3 separate regions of the Homo sapiens genome follow, and all the other regions are linked to region 2. A link is a contact called in ENCODE Hi-C data. All regions are on one chromosome and are shown on one strand. Each heading gives the region's core, a stretch centred on a gene start or an enhancer-like site at or near the end of the contact. The rest is flanking DNA. Distances are from core to core; before and after follow the strand shown.

Region 1 (2,700 bases), core at 133-2,632, 430 kb before region 2:
TTCAAGAGCTTATAATCTGGTGGAAGAAATCAAAGTAGTGCGTTAGAGAAAAATTAAGTACTAAACTGTGTAGTACAAACTTTAAGAGCAAGAGGAGCATAGAAAAGACTACAACCAGCATGGGATTGACTAATTTGAAAATTGCCGAGGTGAGAGAACCTAAATTGAACCTTGAGAGACGGTAGGTACAACCTGGTTAGGTGCAGGTAAGGGAGAGGGGCAGGGAAGAGAGAATGAACAGAAACACAAATGTGGGAACAAGCACAGCATGTAGAAGCAGGCATCAGTATGGTTTGTGCCAAGAAGAAAGGAACCTAACTGGAACAGAGAATTCCCTTGTTGACTGAAACAGTATCAGACAAGAAGTGTGATAAGGAGCATGTTATGTTGAAAGGCTTGAAACCAAGGGGTGGGGGTAGGGGGTGTAGGAGGGGGCTGCATGTTTTGTGTGTGTGTGTTTAACAACGAAGTGACTTGAGGAAATCCACCACATTTTAGCCTATTAGGGCTGCAGCAAACACAGTGGATTACATTACAAACGGGAGAGGCAGGGAGACTAGCTTAGGATGGTGCAAAGTACAGCAGACAAAGATGCTTGTTGGCACTGAGGTTAGAGATAGACTTCCCCAATGAAGACACAAAGAACTCGATGATGTAGGGAATGAAGACGAGGGAAGAGTTCATGATAACGCTAGGCATCTCTAGGCTGGGGGGAAAAACAACAACAACAAGGAATCACTGACAGGAAACCATAAATGTCCCTGCTGTTATCCTGTCTGAGAAACTAATTCATGTTGATAACAGCTGTCATGCCAATCAAGTAACTGAACTGCATTTTAATAGATGCCTTCAATGCCTTGACCTCAGGAGTGACAGGGGGTAGAAACCGAAGGGGAGCATCTTTCAACAGTATCCCTTACACTAATACAATGGAGGTGTTTGCTTACTCCGCTTACAATCACGGCCGCCGTTGCAAACTTCACCCTTAGAAAAATTAGGATTATTCCGGGAAAGATACCCATTCACCCTCTGGGTAGCAGGATCTTGCCAGTTCCTCAGCTGTCAGAGCGAGCTCGTGGAGAGAAGGGAGGCGCCTGAAGAAGGCGGCCTCCCAGGGGGGTCGAGGAAGCAGGGTTCAATCGAAGAAGTAAAACCACCGATGCCAGAAGAGTGAAAGACAGGGAAGGGACTCAGCTGAGGGGAGAGAGAGACCAGAGGACCGTTAAGCCCCTCCCAGGCCGGGAACCAGGCCAGCCCGGCCCCGCGCGGCCTGGCGCGGCCCAGCCCCGCTCCCCAGCCTGGAAGTCCAGGAGCTCCCCCTCACCTGCTCGGGCTCATCGGACGACTGGGAAGCTGAGGCTCCCACAGTCGGAAACGCCACTGCAGCGCCAACCCGGAAGCATTGAAACCAACGGAAGTAACCAAAGCGTTGCTTCGGCAACCGCGGCGCAGCCATTTCAACTCCGCCCCTTCCAAAACTAAAAACAAAGGCGCGAAATAAGAGGCGGAAGCGGCAGAGTTCTAAAGGCGAGGGTCGGAACCACTGCAGGCGCAGAAGCCTAGAGGGGCAACCGGACTTGCGGGAGGTGGAGGCAGGGCAGCTAAGGCGTGAGAATTTGGTAGCTTCCCCAGTTAACGTGCTCGCCAGAGGGGAAAGAGGTGTCGCCTCGTCACCGCGAAACCCACCCACCTGGCGCGTAGAAGGACTAGAAAAGGAAGGGGCCTCGCCCCGGTATCAGGGCTTGAGGAGTGGGTCAAGGGGAGTGGTGGGCGTAGTGCCCTGCGCGCTCAGTACGAAAAAGGCGGCAACGTGGAGGGGGTGGGGCAAAGGCTTCAAAACAAAAGTAGGAAAGTGAGACATAGGGGTGAGCCGAATTTAGTGAGGTGCCTGGGCTCAATGAGAAAATAAAGTTCAAGGCCAGGCGCGGTGGCTCACGCCTGTAATCTCAACACTTTGAGGGTCCGGGCGCATCACTTGATGCCAGGAGTTTTGAGACCAGCCTGGCCAACATGGTGAAATCCCGTCTCTAGTAAAAATGCAAAAAAATTAGCTGGGTGTGGTGGCACGCACCTGTGGTCCCAGCTACTCGGGAGGCTGAGGCAGGAGAGTCACTTGAACCCCGGAGGTGGAGGTTGCAGTGAGCTGAGATCACGCCACTGCCCTCTAGCCTGGGTGACAAAGCAAGACTCCATCCAAGAAAGGAGAGAAAGAGAGAGAGAGAGAAAGAGAAAGGAAGGAGGGAGGGAGAGAGAGAAAGAAAAGAGAAAGGGAGAGAAAGGAAGGGGGGGAGGGAAAGAAGGGAGGGAGGGACGGAGAATGATCCAGACAGCACCTACTGGACGTCAGACATTAACCAGTGAAAAATTACGGTCAGACCCCTTACTCGAAGCTCTTGCTTTAATCAGAAACTTCACTTAAGAAAGAGCAAGTTGGATACCAAAAAGGGGACCACAAAAAGCTAAACAGATGAGGCAGAAAAACACCAACGGGAAATCCCAGTTAATCCAAACCTCATAATCCACCAGAAGATGCCAAGAGTCCGACCCCCAGCTTCCGACTCTGGCCCCTCTGGCTGCTGGAAGGGGAAACCGCAAAGCCCCTGGGTGATTCCATTAGCCAATGTGCTATGACGTCCGATTTTTGAGCTATGACGTCCGATTTTTGAGCCTCTTAACAACGTTCCCTAATCACGCGAGAGT
Region 2 (2,700 bases), core at 49-2,548:
TTTAGCAATTGTCACCCACCTCATCTTCACTCTCACTCAAGAGGTAGTCTTTTGGCAAATCCGCTAGTTCTTCCTGTTGGCTCAAAGCCAGAAGGCTGTTAAAAGAGGCAACAGAGAAATGTGAATGCAATATACCCATGTAACAAACCTGCATATGTATCCCTTAATTATAATAAAAGTCGAAATTAAAAAAAGAAATATTATTATTTGAAGCAATGTCTAATCTATTAAAACAATCTCGAAAACATTGTAATTTCAGCACAGAATAGCCCTATCCCTCAGAAGATATATAAAGCAGCGTGAATGCCTTTGGAAACTTGTCAAGATGTGAAATTTAGACTGAAGTCAGGCATCACCTCCAAGAGTGATGCCTGACTTCAAAACTGCATGTAAAAGAGCTATCACTTTTCAGGGATTGGCACAACATTTCCTATGACCTATGGGAAGCTGTAAAAATGTCAGACCCTAGAATAATATGGCCAAAGACGCTGTTGCTAGCTAGCCCTGGAGGCAAGGCAGTTTCACGATTAATATTTCTAAGCATCCTCCATATATTTGACTCATTGATAGGCAGCCTAATCAAAAGTGTTATCTTGATCCTTGTTCCCAGGAATGGAGAAACAGGTCGAAAGCAGCTGGGTAAGCCACTTTCCCTGGGGCTTGCTTAGTAAAGTAGGTGCTTAACTAAGGAGATTGGTACCCACAAACAAATTATAAAATGTACCATTACCTAACAGCATATATTATTAGTATTTGCAAAGCCAACATTACTAAACGGACTACATTTAGTTCCGGGGGCGGGGTGGGGGGGGCACAAAACATCACAGGAGCCAAAACGTGGTGGATGACTCCAATCAGCAAAGCTTTCCAAGATTCGGGGAGTTTATAACGCCTGCACTGCCTGCGCAGAGGATTAAATCGGGCCGCGACAGAGGCAGAAAAAGGGGCCACGTGACGAAAAATGTGAAACACAGTAAATGAGCTGGGGAGGCAGAAACAGCATCAGGACCAACAGGGATGCGGCTATACAGCTGAGGAGCGGAGTAAGCGAATGAAATTAAATTAAAAGGGCTTTAAAGGCTGGATCGCGGAAAATAGGAACGAATGGCCAGCTCTTCAGGGGAACCACTGCCATCTGTTAAAGGGGGGGCTCCCATTTCCCAAAAGCTGGGGAACCCGGCCCCCAACGAGACCCAGAATCCCCCCTCCCCTCGTTGCCCTTCACCTCTCTGCAAGCCGGTTCGCAGTCATTTCAGCAGCCAGCTTCTCTCACATGGACCAAGAACGGAAGCCGAAGGAAAGCAATTTCCGTGCGGGCCGCAAAGCAATTTCTGTTTCCGTCAATCGCTCGCGACGTACACGTCACTTCCGTTCCGTACGAGGCGTGAGAGAAGCAGGAGCCGTGTAGGGAGGGGCCTGCAGAAAACTGGGAGGCCTGAGATGAAACGGCTGTCAGCGGGTGGGGCATTCCTTTCTCCACCCACCCCGTATTTCTCTGGCGCGCGGGTGTCTGTCCTCCTGGCCCCTGGTTTCCACGTGGCCCAAGGTGGGTTAGCTTAGGGCGACGGTGCTGCGCTCTCAGGGGCTGAGCCCGCGCCTTCATTCGTCACTGCAGAATCCAGAAGGAAAGACTACAGCGCCCGTCCTTGTGCGACGGCGTCCTGCAAGCCGACCACAAGCCAGCTCGGGGGTTTATTGAATGCCTATTAAGTGGCCAGATTGTGCCGGGCCCCGGAGATCCGATGGTGAACATAACAAGTTTCCTTCCATTTAAGGAAAAATCGCCTTTGATCCCTTGTAATTGCAGCTTTGTTCTTCATTTCCTGAGTCAAAAGATTTTTTTTATCCAAGAAGGGGCCATCAGTAACTACGCTTCCTCACCTCCCATCAACTTAAAAAAATTTTTTTAAACAACTTTTTTTCTCCCATCAACTTTTAAGAATTTTATTTATTTATTTTTGAGACAGAGCCTTGCTGTGTCGTTCAGGCTGGAGTGCAATGGCGTGATCTCAGCTCACTGCAACCTCCACCTCCCGGGTTCAAGCGATTCTCCTGCCTCAGCCTCCCGAGTCGCTAGGATTACAGGCACCCGCCACCATGCTCGGCTAATATTTGCATTTTTAGTAGAGACGGGGTTTTGCCACGTTGGCCAGGCTGGTCTAGAATTCCTGGCCTCAAGTGATCTGCCCGCCTCGGCCTCCCAAAGTGCTGAGATTACAGGTGTGAGCCACCGGGCCCGGCCTAATATATATATATATTAATTAATGATTGTAGAAAAATAATAGACAAGAACATTCTTTTCATTTTTTTTTTTTGAGACGGAGTCTCACTCCGTCGCCCACGCTGGAATGCAGTGGTGCGATCTCAGCTCACTGCAAGCTCCGCCTCCCGGGTTCACACCATTCACCTGCCTCAGCTTCCTGAGTAGCTGGGACTACAGGCGCCTGCCACCACACCCGGCTAATTTTTTTTTTTTTTTTAAGTAGAGACGGGGTTTCACCGTGTTAGCCAGGATGGTCTCGATCTCGTGACCTCATGATCCACCCGTCTCGGCCTCCCAAAGTGCTAGGATTACAGGCGTGAGCCACGGCGCCCGGCCCGTTCTTTTCATTCTTGTAATCCATTCCCATTTTGCTTTTGCCCCATTATTCCACAGAAATTGCTCTGGACAAGATCAGCGACACCCAAAGTTGCTAAATA
Region 3 (2,700 bases), core at 53-2,552, 380 kb after region 2:
TCTATGTGTTGGGAACATTTCATGTCCTCTCTTCTAGCTATTTCGAAATATACATTGCATTGTTTGTTCAGTAGAGTCACCCTACTCTACTTTGAACATTATAACTTATTCCTTCCATCTAACTGTATATTTGTACTCATTAACTGACCTCTCTTCATTGATCCGCCTCAACCCCACACACCCTTCCCAGACTTCTGGTACCTATCATTCTACTCTCTACCTCCATGAGATCAACTTTTTAGCTCCCACATATGAGTGAGAACATGTGTTATTTGTCTTTCTGTGCCTGGCTTATTTTGTGCAACATAATAAACATCAGTTTCATTTATGTTGCTGCAAATGACATTTCATTCTTTTTTATGGCTACATAGTATTCCATTGTGTATACAGACCACATTTTCCTTAACCATTCACCTGCTGATGGACACTGATTGATTCTGTATCACGAAATGATTTTATATCCATGATCATTCATATTATGTGTTGTATTATTACCAAATAATAATGGAGGTGCAAATAGAACCTGTGCCAAAAAATCACAGTAATTCATTTCAATTGCTAATATTGAGTGCCTACCACATGTTGCCCCAGGTTCGGTGGGTAACCTTGTCCCCTAGGAATTTAAAAATGCAGTGGTGAAGGTAAGAGAAGTGTTCCTGCACATTGGCTACCTGAGAGGTACCAGAGGTGAAAATAGAGCAAATATACGTAAAACTTGAGAGTCAGACTTTGCCTTGTAAGTGAATGTGTTTGCAGCTGCAATCAAGAGATTCAAGGAGTGCTTCTCTTTGTGCAGAATTTAGGAAGGTGGAAACAGCACCGCTAATCCTACCTCTTTAGGGATCCGGGAAAGGGCAGTCCCAGAGGGGTTCCGCGCTTTGCAAATGGTGAAAAAGACCTTCTACAGTACAGTTAGGAGCAGAGGAAAAGTTCTTTGTGCAAGAAGGGGAGAGCGCCCCGAGGTACAAAGAGCAGATTTAAGGGAAAGAGGATTCGTTCTGCACGCATCTGCGAGGGGAGCTCAGGCTCACTGTTGGGGGCGTGTGGGAAAGGAGATTTTCAGGGGGCCGCGAGTTGTGGGTTCCCGCCTCCACCCCTGTCCGCGCCCCACACTCAGGCAACAGTTGGTCGTGCGGGGCCGGCCCGGGCTCTGGGTGGGGAAGGGGAGTCTCGCGATCGTTGAGGGGGGGGGGGTGGAGGAAGGGGGGAGAGTGACGGGGGGAGGCCATGACGTAGGGTGGGTGGACGGAAGTGGGGCAGGGTTGAGGGTTATTTAAAGAAGGGGGGGCCTGAGCGAAGGGGTTGGAAGCGGAGTGATTCCCCACCCCTGCTCCATCTAGCTCTTTCCAGTGCAGCCACTGCCGCCGCCCAGGAGCCCTCGTCCCCTGCCTTGTCCCCCTACTCGTTCCCGCTCCCACGGCATGGAGCAGGACACTGCCGCAGTGGCAGCCACCGTGGCAGCCGCGGATGCGACCGCCACTATCGTGGTCATAGAGGACGAGCAGCCCGGGCCGTCCACCTCTCAGGAGGAGGGAGCGGCCGCCGCGGCCACCGAAGCCACCGCGGCCACGGAGAAGGGCGAGAAGAAGAAGGAGGTAAATAGGAAGGGGGTGTGTGTGTGGTGGACAAATCCTGTGCCTGGCCCCTCTGAGGGGCCCAAACCCTGACCTTTCGGCGCCGACAGGTACCCGCGGAGCTTTGCGGGGCTAGGGGCGGCGGGTGCGGGGGTCGGCGGCGGAACCGCCTGGCGTTCGCTCCCCTCCCCCTTTCCTTCTCGCCGCCTGGAGGACGGGGGCGGGGCTGGGCGCGGGCGGGAGCGGCGCGGGGTGGAGGGGTGCCCGCTCTCCCGGGGCCTGGGGGCTCGGGAGCCCCTCGACAGCCCCCGACCCCCTCCACCTTCCCGGAACTCGGGTAACGGGGTGGGGGATGGGGCTGTGCAGGAAAAAGCCTCCGCCTCTCCCTCTCCTCTCGCTCGCTCCCTCTCCCCCCGCCTTCCCGTCGGCCTCTGCCTGGGAAATCTGGGCCCTTCAATCCCACACTCGCGCTAAAGGGGTTTTGCTGGGGCTTTTTTTGTAATTTGAATTTCAAGGTGCTGGTGGTTGCTGGGTGGAGGGTGACAGGGAAGACATTTCTTTCTTTCATTGGCAATGTCGGTCTTTTGGATGGCAGGAAAAAAACCATCCCTTGTTCGTTTGAACCCCGCCTGCCGAGGTGGGGGTGTCACCCCGAGGAAAGGAGCTCTCTGCGTCGTACCCCCCCGCCCCCCCAAACTGAGGAACCGTGGACGCTGGCTTAGGAAAATTTCCAACATCTGCACCCTCACCCTCTTCTGCCCCGCCCCCGACGGTATAGGGTTTCACTCCAGGGCCACCCCAATGGTCCCTCAATCCGGCCCCAAGCTTTCCAGGCTTCCGCCTCCCTCTCCTAGTGGGCGCTGCTGGCTCCTGGACACACACAGGTTTTTTTTTTTTTTCTCCTTTAATTTTTAAAAAACTCAGCGTCGCCAAGATGAGCTGCTTCTAACGTAAGGGAACTGCTCTGACACATATTAAAGCCAATCCAGAAAATATGTATTATCTCCATAAGGCACATTTCGTGTGGCCCGAGACATGCAAATAAAACTATAAAACGTTGAAAAATTGACATAAAAATAGGATGGGGCATAAGCATTTTTGATGTATGATAAAATTGCATAACTAA

The links. A loop is a pair of places that touch in the nucleus more often than their neighbours do. Pooled maps may share reads with other maps.
Region 1: a map of CD4-positive, alpha-beta T cell shows a loop between it and region 2 (8-fold over the local background). The contact joins the promoter of SLC25A14 here to the promoter of UTP14A in region 2. A Hi-C loop is called at or near these places in 2 of 168 maps with a recorded cell type or tissue (CD4-positive, alpha-beta T cell and CD8-positive, alpha-beta T cell) and 9 of 50 pooled maps.
Region 3: a loop to region 2 is called in a map of gastrocnemius medialis, with 4 times the contacts of the local background. The contact joins the promoter of SMARCA1 here to the promoter of UTP14A in region 2. A Hi-C loop is called at or near these places in 1 of 168 maps with a recorded cell type or tissue (gastrocnemius medialis) and 1 of 50 pooled maps.

Annotation. Positions count from the first base shown.
Region 1 is chrX:130,338,601-130,341,300 of GRCh38, reverse strand. SLC25A14 (solute carrier family 25 member 14) reads right to left here and starts at 1,382. Exons shown (of 11, transcript NM_001282195.2): 1 at 1,325-1,382; 2 at 948-1,194. The coding sequence starts at 1,022. RefSeq lists a silencer at 1,155-1,364 and an enhancer at 1,177-1,750.
Region 2 is chrX:129,904,762-129,907,461 of GRCh38, reverse strand. UTP14A (UTP14A small subunit processome component) reads right to left here and starts at 1,298. Exons shown (of 15, transcript NM_006649.4): 1 at 1,226-1,298; 2 at 20-95. The coding sequence starts at 1,251. LOC105373335 (a long non-coding RNA gene) reads left to right here. Exons shown (of 3, transcript NR_188631.1): 3 at 1-198.
Region 3 is chrX:129,522,092-129,524,791 of GRCh38, reverse strand. SMARCA1 (SNF2 related chromatin remodeling ATPase 1) reads left to right here and starts at 1,302. Exons shown (of 25, transcript NM_001282874.2): 1 at 1,302-1,595. The coding sequence starts at 1,422.